Regions from separate parts of the Homo sapiens genome. Here region 2 is linked to region 1. The links are chromatin contacts, found by Hi-C or POLR2A ChIA-PET in ENCODE. All regions are on one chromosome and are shown on one strand. Each heading gives the region's core, a stretch centred on a gene start or an enhancer-like site at or near the end of the contact. The rest is flanking DNA. Distances are from core to core; before and after follow the strand shown. Region 1 has its middle 67 kb from the start of XCR1. Region 2 overlaps LIMD1 (LIM domain containing 1).

Evidence for each region. Hi-C counts contacts between places; a loop is a spot of excess contacts on that map. ChIA-PET counts read pairs that join two places held with the same protein, here RNA polymerase II (POLR2A). Pooled maps may share reads with other maps.
Region 2: a map with no recorded cell type shows a loop between it and region 1 (5-fold over the local background). The contact joins two enhancer-like sites. A Hi-C loop is called at or near these places in 1 of 168 maps with a recorded cell type or tissue (CD4-positive, alpha-beta T cell), 1 of 37 single-sample maps with no recorded cell type and 2 of 50 pooled maps. POLR2A ChIA-PET finds 5 or more read pairs at or near these places in 1 of 52 experiments (activated T-cell).

The regions. Positions count from the first base shown.
Region 1 is chr3:46,091,375-46,097,659 of GRCh38, forward strand. No RefSeq gene overlaps it. Among named protein-coding and RNA genes, the nearest start is that of XCR1, 67 kb to the left of the region's middle. RefSeq lists an enhancer at 6,266-6,285. Within about 2 kb of position 1,522, at least 5 of the 41 ENCODE cell types and tissues checked have a DNase peak (open chromatin) inside an H3K27ac peak, as active enhancers do.
Region 2 is chr3:45,654,809-45,661,384 of GRCh38, forward strand. All of the region lies in intron 2 of LIMD1 (LIM domain containing 1), which reads left to right. Among named protein-coding and RNA genes, the nearest start is that of LIMD1-AS1, 31 kb to the right of the region's middle. Within about 2 kb of position 4,968, at least 10 of the 41 ENCODE cell types and tissues checked have a DNase peak (open chromatin) inside an H3K27ac peak, as active enhancers do.

The DNA.
Region 1 (6,285 bases), core at 272-2,771:
AGTATTCCTATTTCTGGGATTAATCCTGACTTTGGGAAGGGGAATTTAAGGAGATTTAGCTCAATACTATAGGTCTATGCATCAGGCATTGACAGTGTGCCCCTGACCTTAGCCTGGTTTCTGAGAACTTGGATTTTCTCTCATTCTCTTGATTCAAATCTCTACCTGAGAGCAGCTCCGTCCCTCCAGAACCCATTCTTGGTACTCTTGTCACTCTCAGTTGCTGCTCAGGGCTGGAGTCCTCTCTGCTTCCAAAATTTCACGCTGATGGCTATAGCCTTGTAACCCACTGTTGTCCCAGGTGCCTTCTCACCTGCTGCTTATCCTCCTGGATTTCAGAGAATCACTACTCCTGGAGTCTTCTTTGTTGAGTGCTGAATTCTGCCCCTCTTAGCATATGTCTGGTTGGGCCCAAGTGCTATATGCTCATCTGTTTTTTTGTCTATTACTGTCTTAATCTGTTTTGTGCTTTTATAACAGAATACCACAGACTGGGTAACTTATAATGAACAGAAATTTATTGGCTCATAATTCCAGAGCCTGGGAAGTCCAAATCAAGTCATCTGGTGAGTGTCTTCTTGCTGTGTCATTGCAAAGTAGAAGGTATCACGTGGCAGAAGGCATCATATGGTGGAAGGGAAAAAAGAGAATGAACCCATTCCCTTGAGCCTGTTTTTCAGAGGCATTAATCAATTCATGTGAGCCGAGCCCCCATGATTAAAGACGTTACTTCAGGCCCTACCTCCCTACAGTGTTGCACTGGGGGTTAAATTTTAACATGACTTTTGGAAGAGACAAACATTCAAACCACAGCAGTTATTGAACTATGCAGATTCCAGACACCTAAACTTTCCTGCTGGAGTAGACTTCCTCCTTGCACCTGCAGCTAGACAGATGAAGCCTGCCACTCCCACGGTTCCCTTTGTGTCTTTGTGAGGGAGTCTTCTTGCAGATCATCCTGGTAGACCTTGGGGGAAAGTGCTTGGTTTGGGAGGTGCAACATCCCATAATTACCCCTGCAATGTCTAAACCTTCACAGAACAAAGAATCATCACTAATGTTTCACAATGCACAAGGCTCCTTTGTATGCACTCAAGGTTCATGTTTTATCTTATTTTACCCCTGCTGTTTGGAGAGTGAGGTCCCATGGGGATTTTGAAAGCAACACAAGTTGTTCCTGTCTCCAATAAGTGTTTGAATGAAGTAACAGGTGTGCATAAATAAATATAGTTAGAAAAAGTTAATATCTTCTCACTGAGACATGTGCTTATGTTTGGTTAAGGTCTCTGTTTTCATCCTCATCATCTCTTTGTGGCTCTAAACAATTCTCTTGCATTTGAAAACATTACCTGCTTGCTAATAAATGTTTTTATTTAGGACAGAATTCATTCTGAGCCTTGCTCCTGGGGTAACTTGGATTGAGATAGCAGGGGAGTGGGTGAGTTTCCACTCTTATCTGATGGTGGCAGCTGATAGTAACCAAAAGGAACTTTGTGGTTGTGCATGACCAAATTGTCTTAGGTCAGTTTCAACACCTGGGCAGTAGGAAGCGCACATGCATAAATAAGCAGTGAGAATTTGCTACATATTTTAATAGAGGGACCCAGGGAAAGCTAACCTCACACATAATGTGTCTCGCAAACCCCTTGAAACCTTCCCTGGGCTATGGCAGTGCCTCCCCTCTTCTTCCCTGGCCTTTCCCACAGCACCCAGCTCTGATCCTTGTTTCTACTTCATGCTATGGAAAATCTCTTTCCTTCCACAGAAAATATGGGAACAGCCCAAAGTCCAGGCTGGAAGCTCCCTTTGACTCTTTGAGAAGTGGGCTTCTCAAAGGCCCTTTTTCCTCAAAGAAATCCTCATGCCAGCAGCTACAAAGGTATTTCCTTGATAGTCTTTGCAATGACCATGAAAATACTGATCATTGGAAGGGAAACATGATGGTTCAAGGTTCTTGATAAAGAGTTAGGCATTGTAAATTCTGACCTCCTTGCATTTCCTCATGGTAGTTTTGGGGTGTTGTTCAGATGGATGGAGGGCTGTCAGGCTTGGTTTGCTTCCGGGTCTCTCTAGCCTTCTTATTGTGACAGCCAAAACCATACTCATGGTCCTTCCTGCTGGATTCTGGATGGCTCACCTCCATGGAGGTCCTCTCATTGCTCTGGTTCCAATCTTGTGCTCCAGTTCTGGCTGCTAGGCCTTTGCCTCACTTCCTGGGTCTTCTCTCTCTTCCTCATGGAAATCTGCTCATTCCCTAGTCTCTCTAGAATGGGCCCTGCCTTAGACCCAAAACCCTTTCCCCACCTATTTGGGGGCTGGCTTCCTGACTTAGTGGTTGTGACCCTGAGACATGACGGATGATAGATCTTTCTGATGAAAACTGTCTTCCCCAACCCACACACACACTGAGCTTACAAGGGCACCTTCTACTTCCCAATTTGATCTTGTACAATTGGGAGGTTCTTTTTGGTTAATAAAAGCAGCCACCATTGTAGTAGGTGTTTAGGGCCAGCTCCTCCTCACAGCCTCACTGCAGGTTACCATAAAAGCAAGTCTCAGACTGAATTCTTCCCCCCAAAACAGACATTTATTAGCAAGCAGGCTCACATCAGTCACCTCCTGAGTGTGATAAAGTCCAGCATCTCTGTTCTTTAGGAGGTTCCAACGAGATCTTGCATGAAAGAGAGGTTCAGTTAAGGCAAATATCACAACAGTCTAGTAGTAGGATTGGTGAACCATCTAGTCAGACTGAGGTTGGCCCGCATTCTCCTGAACCAGAAGCTGACACAAATGTCGTGGGTGACATTCCTAAGTAGGGAGGAAGAAAGGCCCATTAGATTCGAATGGCCTGTTCATGTAAGTTTGTGGAGTTTCTTGCTGTGGAGTTTCATGCTTCACTGATGAAAACTCATGTCCATGTTCATTATATTAATGAACAAAACTGCTGGCACTAATCAGAGAAGAAGACAGCTGAAGCACTTGTGGGTGTCCGTCTGGGGTATGGCCTTCCGATTACACTCTAATTACCACCCTGGAGTTGTCTTGATTAGGGCAACTGGCTTCCTCTGGAGTGAAGATTTAAAAGGCTACACCCACACTTAGATTACATTTTCAGTGCCAATATATTTTTAAGTAAATTGCAGATATCATAGTACCAGGGTACTTCAGCCCCTATATTAACAGTAATGAACACATTTCTTTGGTTTACAACATGTTATTTCATGATTTCAGCTCCTTGCAAAGTAAGTCCCCTAAAGTATTTCTAAGCAGCCCCAGGCATCTTACAGAGACTGGCCAATAGTTCCATTTAGCACAGCCCTTGCTTCATCCCTTAACCACTTCCAGCTCCCTTTGCAATGGGCATTCATTGCTTGGCTTGCCTACAACAGCCTTCCCATTCTGGGGGAAAGCTGCTTTTTCACCAATCCAACCATCCCTGTGGTGTGAGGATGAACACACGATCTGCCTGGGCCAATCACAGTGGCCTCATCCCTTTGGCCAAAGCAATTGGCCAGGAATGGGCAAGTGGGCCCACAAAGCCAATCACGAGCCTTCTCTGGGATTTTTTTCCACCTGGAGCTGGTGAGGATGCTGATTCTCCTCCCTGCCATTGTTGGTTCAGAGCTGCCTGCAGGCATGGCTTTGACTTTGTGGGGACAGCTGGACTGAGAGAATGAGTCCAATATGCAGAGAGAATCAGAGACATAGGTTGTTATGGACTGAATGTTTGTGTCCCTCACCCCAAATTCATATGTTCAAGTCCTAACCTCCTATGTGATAGTATTTGGAAGGTGGGGACTTTGGGAGGTAATTGGGTTTAGATGAAGTCATGATGGGATTAGTGCCCTTAAAAGAAGAGGAAGAGGACACACTGAAACTCTCTCTTCAAGTGTGCACACACAAAGAATTGTCATAGGAACACATACTGAGATGCTGGCCATCTGCAAGCCAGGAAGGGGGACATCACTAGAACCAAATCCGTCTCCACCTTGATCTTGGACTTCCCAGCCTCCAGAGCTGTGAAATAGATGCCTATTGTTTAAGCCACCCTGTCTATAGTAACTTGTCATAGCAACCCAAGCTGACGAAGATGTAGGTGAAGAAAGAGGAAGTCCTGGCAATATTCAAATCTTCGAATCCAGTTGTCCTTGGGTTTAGCTGCACCTCTGTACTCTGTGTGATTTGGTTACACAGCCCACAGATTCCCTTTTTTGCTAAAGCTGGTTTGAGTTGAGTTTCTTTCTTTCTTTCTTTTTTTTTTTCTGAGACGGAGTCTCGCTCTGATGCCCAGGCTGGAGTGCAGTGGGGCTCACTGCAAGCCCTGCCTCCCTGGTTCACACTATTCTCCTGCCTCAGCCTCTGGAGTAGCTGGGACTACAGGCTCCTGCCACCACGCCTGGCTAATTTTTTGTATTTTTAGTAGAGACAGGGTTTCACCGTGTTAGCCGGGATGGTCTCCATCTCCTGACCTCGTGATCCAACCACCTCAGCCTCCCGAAGTGCTGGGATTACAGGCTTGAGCCACCGCGCCCAGCCTGAGTTGAGTTTCTGATGAATCCGTTCACTGTCAACAGTCAGTAGTTGCTTTACAGGAGCTTTCACTCCTTATTGAAGCCCTATGCCTGCTATCAAGGACCACAATCACCCACCCTGTCCTTCTGATGCTGCCCAACATGTCTGAATCCTGACCTGAGGATCATCTAGGCCAAAATGGAGACCCTAAGTGTTCCAGTGCAGTCTGCTTGTGGCCAGCTTACCTGGCAGATGTCCACTCACAGGGTTAGGAGAAGGTCCACAGTTCTGGACTTGCCGACAACTGGTTAATGCATACCACAGATCAGTTAAGGCCTATTAAGTGATTTTGGCTTTCTATTCTCAACACTGTCCCTGGTTTGGACTACAGATTATATTGCCAGCCAAGGTATCACAATGACCATATGCTTCAGGAATCATTTTTGCCTTCTGGGAAGAACTTTCCCGGGACCTGAAGCTGATCTCGTCCACTCAGTGTGGCCAGGTCCTGGGTCCTAGGTCCCCAGTTTCTCCCCATTCTTAGGCCGCCCACCATGTACCCTGTAACTGAACTGTGATCTCTGAGTGGCTTCAGGGCAGGTTGTGGGTCTGGCTGCTCTGTGCCCATTGGAGCATCCCTGCCTCACAGCTCATCTGCTGATGTATGATGCAGCTGACTCATCCCAAACTTGTGGCCTTGGCAAGTAGGACCCTCTCAATCCCTATCCGCACTTTCCACACAGAGGAAGCCAGACAGCATTGTGTATTGATGGTTTGTTTCCATCTCACTAATCAAGAGGCTGAAAGCAACAAACTCTTTTTTTTCCTCTATCTCAACTTTTATTTTAGGTTCTGAGGGTACACATGCAGATTTGTTAGATGGGTAAATTGAATGTTGCTGAGGTTTGGTGTACCAATGGTCCCATCACCAGCGATGGATATAGTCTGGAGGGCCAGACTCCAGGTTTCTTGTGGCTGAGGAATACACTCCTGTCTTGCTGAAGCCCTCCCTATGGAGTGAGCTCTGTGGACCAGCAGCTTGGGCATCGCACAGGAGCCCATTAGACATGCTGAACGTCAGGGCCAGCCCCAGGGCTTCTGAATCACGGTCTGCATTTTAACAAGATCCCCGGGTGATTTCTGTGTACAGGATGGTTTGAGAGGCACTGGTTTAAGCCACTATTTTTTTTTCCTGTTATTTGCAGCTGAACCCAATTCTTTCTTTCTTTCTTCTTCTTTTTTTCTATAGGGCTTTTAAAAAATGTTTCCTCACTGTTTTGACAATATCATGAAAAAAATTCAGTTTAGAATCTGGAACTGACCTGGATGAGATTCAGGGGCAGCTACATGGCAAGGGCGGCACAACCTCTTTGATTCCCTCCCCACGGTGGGAGCTAAGCTACTGGTAATGGAGGCGCCGACAGGCACCAAACCAGGAACTAAGTTAGTGTCTCAGGCAAGAAAGGGGAGGCGAGGCCGGAGCCACTGCGGGGACCCTCCTGGTTATAGTTAGTTGTCTCTCTCCCTCCCCACACTGGCGACATGAAGACAGGCAGGTGGGTCAGGTGTTCCAGGACAGAAAAATAACCAGCAGTCAGCCCTCAGGCTCACACCTGAGCTTCTGGTCAATCCCCTCGGCTGAACCCGCTTCTTGTGGATAGAGTAGATGATGTCCAGGTGGGGTCACTGAGAGAGTGGGGCTGGAGAAGGGATTTCTGAGCGGCTCACTCATGGGCACCCTCACCTCCCTTCCCTGCATGCAGGCCTGACTTT
Region 2 (6,576 bases), core at 3,718-6,217, 430 kb before region 1:
TCTCAAAAAAAAAAAAAAAAAAAAAAGAAAAAAGAAAAAATTCATTCACTACATCTACAGGAAGTGTCTTTTTGGAGTGGATTCTCTGTGAGTCTGCACATTTATCAGTCAATTTTTTTTTTTTTTTTTAAGACATAGTCTCACTCTGTCACCCAGGCTGGAGTACAATGGTGCAATCTCAGCTCACTGCAACCTCTGCCACCCGGGTTCAAGTGATTCTCCTGCCTCAGCCTCCTGAGTAGCTGGGATTACAGGCTCACGCCACCAGGCCTGGCTAATTTTTGTATTTTTAGTAGAGATGGGGTTTCACCCTGTTGGCCAAGCTGGTGTCGAACTCCTGACCTCAAGTGATCTGCCTACCTCAGCCTCCCAAAGTGCTGGGATTATAGGCATGAGACACCACACTCGGCCTATCAGTCAATATTTTATAAACGGCTGATGTAAATAAAGAAAATAAAGAGCATTTTGACTACTGTCTTCTAAACTGTAAAAATGGTCTATTGAGTATATATTTAGTGTGACGATCATCAGCTATTTCCTAGTGGAGGGAATTCCTTTACTGGAAGCAGGACGATTCTGAAACTAGAATTATAAAGATGTAACACTGACACTCCCACCCCCAGTTTATGTTTGATGCTGATTATTCAGGGATGGTTTAGGTCTTAGCATTTTTGACCAAGATGAACAGCATCAAATGGAAGTGCCAGTTCAGAGACAAGCCTGAGGCATAGTCTGACTTGGTGGTTCTCAAAGTGTGGTCCCTGGACTAGCACCATCAGCATCACTAGGGAACTTAACTAGAAATGCAGAGTCTCGGGCCCCTTCCCACACTTACTAAGTCAGCAGTCTGTGTTTCAACAAACTCACCTGGTGGTTCTGAAGCATGCTAAGGTTTGAGAACCACCTAAGTTTTTGGTGTTTATCCCTCGGCTATTCCATTTTGTCCTCTGTCCTTATTAGCTCTGCCAAAGCCGCAGCAGCTCCCTAGTGTTACGTCTCTACGTATGAGCCGCCATAACAAGTCAGTGAGGACAGTGAAATTTGCCTCTTCAAGGGAGCAGAAGGAAGTTTAATTGGGAATGCCAGGAAATCCATCTACTTCCCTGGAAGGACTGAACGTTTATACCGCCCCCTCACAAATCCTTATGTTGAATCTCTAATCCCAACATGATGGTATTTGGAGGTGGAGTCTTTGGGAGGTGATTAAGTTATGAGAGTGGATACTTCCTGAATGGGATTAGTGTCCTTATAAGAAGAGCTCAGAGATGTAGTTAGTTCCCTTTCCACCATGTGAGAAAACAGCAGGAAGACAGCCATCTGTAAATCAGGAACTGGATCCTCACCAAGAACCTGACCCTACTAGCACCCTGATGTTGGACTTCCAACCTCCAGAGCTGTGAGAAATAAATGTCTATTGTTTAAGCTACTCACTTTATGGTATTTTGTTCTAACAGCCTAAAATGACTAAGACATTCCCCTTAGTCTGAGAGATATTCCTTTTGGAACAGAAAACAAGAGAGACAGTATAGTGTGGTGGAAAGAGTGTTGACTTTGCACAAGAGAGACCTGGGTTCGAATCTCAACTTTTCTATTTAACTTTTAGCTACATAGGTGAATTTAACCTCTTTAGCTTTTGTTTCTCCATCAGAAAAAAAAAAAAAAGCATCAGTAACTCAACCGTAATATAGTAAGTGAGTTTCCTTTTTCTTTTTCTTTCTTTTTTTTTTTGAGACGGAGTCTCACTCTGTCGCCAGGCTGGAGTGCAGTGGTGCAATCTCGGCTCACTGCAACCTCGGCCTCCCGGGTTCAAGCGATTCTCCTGCCTCAGCTTCCTGAGTAGCTGGGATTACAGGCACGCACCACCACACCCAGCTGGTTTTTGTATTTTTAGTAGGGACGGGGTTTCACCATGTTGGCCAGGATGGTCTTGGTCTCCTGACCTCATGATCCGCCCACCTTGGCCTCCCAAAGTGCTGAGATTACAGGCGTGAGCCACCACGCCCAGCCGACAAGTGAGTTTCAACTGCCCAAACGTCAGGGCACATTATTGCAAGATTAATGAAATGACTCAAGCAGGCCTCCAGGGCTGGCTGGCTTGGGGTAAATTGTGCTGCTTCAACCTGTCCTTGTCCTGGCTGTGGTTTGGCACCACCTAGTGGCGGTTGGGTGCTCTAGCTTAAATGTCAATAAGGAGGATTCTGGATCCTGCTCTTGATTGGAACTTTCAGGACAGTGGCAGTGATTCCAGGAATTTTCAGGTTAGTTGGCGTCTGTTTCATTGGCCAAATCTGGGGTGATTCAGCCTGGAGAATACCTTTTCTGCCTCCCTGCTTCTCAGCACCAGGTTGCTTGCTGTTTCCTACCTGGCCTCAGCCTCCTCTCAGCAACCCCCTTTCTCCAAAGATACAAACTTTAGCCTGTCTCCAAGTGGAAGGTTACCTATCAAGTTACATCTAAATGCCTGTCATCACAAGGAGTTTTTACGGAGCTGTTCATGACACTTAAGTGAGACATGAGGCAAGTAAAAGGCCCAGTACCTAGAAAGTGTTTGAATGAAAATTCCCTTTTCCGGCCAGATATGGTAACTCACACCTGTAATCTCAACGCTTTGGGAGGCCAAGGCGGGAGGATTGCTGAGACCAGGAGTTCGAGGCTGCAGTGAGCTATGATTGTACCACTGCACTCCAGCCTGGGCAACAGAGCAAGACGCTGTCTCAAAAAAAAAAAAAAAAAAAAGGAAAAAGAAAGAAAGGCCTGTCCCATTTCCTGGCAGAAGAGAGAAACTGGATTCTGCATATAGGTGTGCATCCAACAAGCATTAAATACTGCTGCATGGCCTCATGGTGCAGTGGAACAAGCACAGTCTTCACAGTCAGACAAATCTGGGTTCCCATCCTGCCCACTTACTACCTGGGTAAGCCTCAATTTCCTTACTTATGAAATGAAAACGATAATGTGTAATTCATAAGTATCATATTTTTACTCCAGAAAGTTAGGAGTAATCCTTGGGTGTGATTTCAAGTGATTCCCAAAAATAATCAATTCCTGTATCCTTGTACTGCTCCATGACATTGACATGTGATGTGTTTTATTTCTGCCCGACTCTTTACTGAACCCTTTCTACGCTCACTGAAACCTGGAGTAGGTGATGGCTTTGAGTAGGAAATGACTTTGTGAGTTTCTTCCGTAAAAGGCATGTGACAGTACAGGGTCAGAAGGTGGAGTGATGCAGTAACCTGTGTGGCAAAGTTTTCAAGCATTTAAAAATATATGTGAAAGCCCTAAACATAGTACTTAGACCACAGAAGACAATCAGTAGATGTTAGGCTTTTCTCCCACTCAGAATACAAACAAATATATTTTGATACACTATCCAGTTTCTAACCTCAGGTGGTCTTTCAAAACCGAAGTGAAAAATGAAGTGTGAGTTCTTCAGAGCAAACTAAGCCCCACCCTCTTAGGTCAGTGGGGGAGTCTCAGTTTTTTAAAATTTGGAATAAAGGAAAATCAGACGTAGTCCCCCAACCCCCTGTACTGGCCTCCTGTGTCCGGACATGGGAATTCTCAGCTGTGGGAACTGGCAGCAAGAGGACTTATCTAGCCAGCTGGGCAATTTTTTAAATGATCAGAGCAATACCTGCTCATTGGTAAATCTTTGGGAAAGTGTAGGAAAGTATATAGAAGCAACCAACTAGGAAATAAACCATCCCCTCCACCATGCAGATTCTTTTTTTTTTTTTTTTTTTTTTTTTTTTTTTTGAGACTGAGTTTTGCTCATGTTGCTCATTGCAGGCTGGAGTGCAATGGTGTGATCTCAGCTCACCACAATCTCCACTCCTTGGGTTCAAGTGATTCTCCTGCCTCAGCCTCCTGAGTAGCTGGGACTACAGGCATGCACCACCATGCCTGGCTAATTTTGTATTTTTAGTAGAGAGGGGGCTTTTCCATGTTGGTCAGACTGGTCTTGAACTCCCGACTTCAGGCGATCTGCCCGCCTTGGCCTCTCAAAGTGCTAGGATTACAGGCATGAGCCACCGTGCCTGGCCTCACCATGCAGATTCTAAATATGTCCACTCAGAGGCGTTGCCACTCATGGGCAGATTTCCTTTCCAGTCTTTTTTTCTTTGAATTTCTTTATATAGTTGAGATGCACAATTTTTAAATCTTGCTTTTTACTTTTCACATTATAACATAAGGGTTTTCTTTTAAGATTAAAAGTATTTTTTCATATTATACATATTTCTAGAAAAATTTAATATAGAAATATGTGAAGTAAAGTGAAATTTCTCTCTAATACCATCTGTCACTGTACCTAATACTAGAAAGAAAATTTAAAATATTAAAGTATATAAAGTAGAAAGTGATGTTTCACTGTTATACTTCTACCAGTGTTACCCACTGTTTGTTTTTTTCCCTTTTGCATATCAGTGGTATCTGCAAATTACTGAAATGGAATTGTACTATAAATACACTTGTCAAGTTTGCTTTTTTCACTTGTTAATATATTTTCAGTCTGGGTGCAGTAGTTCACACCTGTAATCCTGAGATGGGCTGATCACTTGAGCCCAGGAGTTGTTGACTAGCCTTAGACAACATGGCGAAACACTGTCTCTACAAAAAAATACAAAAATTAGGCAGTTGTGGTGGTGCACACCTGTAGCCCTATCTACTCAGGAGGCCGAGGTGGGAGGATTCCTTGAGCCTGGGAGGCTGAGGCTGCAGATTGCACCACTGCACTCCAGCCTGGGTGACAGAGTCAGGCTCCATCTCAAAAAAACCCCAAACATATATATATGCTATCCCCAAACATATATATATGCTATATATAAGCATTTTCCAATATGACTAAAACACTATTTAAATGACATTTTAAATAGCTATGTAACATTTCATCATTTATATGTACTCTGGTTTATATAACCATTCCTCTAAGGCTGCCAGTTTGGATCTAAGTAAATATTTATTCACTTTTTAAAATTCTTTCCCAAAGCTAAGTCTCAGATAACCTCACTGAGTCAGAGATAAACATTTTAAAGTTTCCCTTCCAGGGAGAGTTTATCATCTTACACTCTCAGCAGTAGCTTATGAAAATATACAGTGACAACAATCACAAACACTTAAAAAATCTTTGTTGATCTCCTGGATGAAAAAGCTTTCGTTTAATTTGTTTCTTAACACTAGAGGGTTCAGTGCTTCTGCATGTTCAATGATCTTCCTCTGTGATTTTTGGAATAGAGGTGATCTTCGCCCTATTACACAAAACGTTGATTTCCAGCTCAGATTCCTTAGAACTTGCTAACCCCATTCCTGGAACCAAAGTGCTGTTTGCTGTGTTCTCCATACATTGGATCAGAAGCCTAAGCTCTGGAAGTCCTGCGCCGTTTCCTGGTGGCCTCCTAGCTCCCTCTAGGGGCCCCATCCGCAACTGCAGCCCCACCTTCTTTCCTCTCTTGAGGAATGAGTTTACCCTGCGGGAATTCCGAGAAGGAAGAGGCGAAAGTGGGGAGCTCCACAAGTAAAGATTTGGACTTTGTGATCAGACAGTGTGTGAATAGTTTTGCTTACTGGTTGAGCAAGCTTCTCTTAGGTGGGCTGTCTTTTTTTTTTTTTTTTTTTTTTTTTCCCGAGACGGAGTCTCTCTCTGTCATAAAGGCTAGAGTGCAATGGCGCGATCTTAGCTTCCTGCAGCCTCCGCCTCCCAGGTTCAAGCGATTCTCCTACCGCGGCCTCCCAAGTAGCTAGGATTATAGGCGCGTGCCACCATGCCAAGCTAATTTTTGTATTTTTAGTGGAGATGAGGTTTCGCCATGTTGGCCAGGCTGGTCTCGAACTCGTGATCTCAAGTGGTCCAACAGCCTCAGCCTCCCAGAGTGCTGGGATCACAGGCGTGAGCCACCGCGCCCGGCCAGGTGGGCTGTTTGTGTTCCTCGTCACCTTGTTCCTGGGGAGGGACAGAGGGCAGCAGATCAGCTGTCACCCAGGTAGGTGTCCGACGTGGGAAAAGTATGGGAAAGATACTCTAGTTAGTTCTCATTTTCTTTTCTAAAACTTCGAGTTCTCTGGAGTCCCTTTATAGAGAGAAAGTTTAAGTAACTGAAATTAATTTCCATGGCTGTCAAGGGGGTTCTGATGATGATCCCTGAGATCACCCAGCTGTAGGTAGACATTCTTGGTACCTTAGTTTAGCAGAGTCAGAAAATACTGCGAACGTTCAAGGATGGGGACCTTCTAGAAGAGAGGGCAACAGTAACTTTGAGGGGAGGACAAGAGAGCAGCTTTGGAGACCTAAAGAGTTGTGGCCTTCTATGTAAGTCCTATTATCCCTTCCATGCACCCCCACCCACATTCCCCTACTCCATTAAACTTTGTTTCAGGTTATAAAAATAATGCATAATTATTGCAGGAAAAAATGGTAATTGAAAATCACCTATTTCTTACACTCAAAGATAATGACTTAAAATTTGGTGTACATCTTATGTGTATGAGTGTACACATAATTTTGTCATCATATATGTGAGTGTGTTCATAACTGTAACCCACATACTTATATACTTCCTTTAAAATATTTTAAGTATT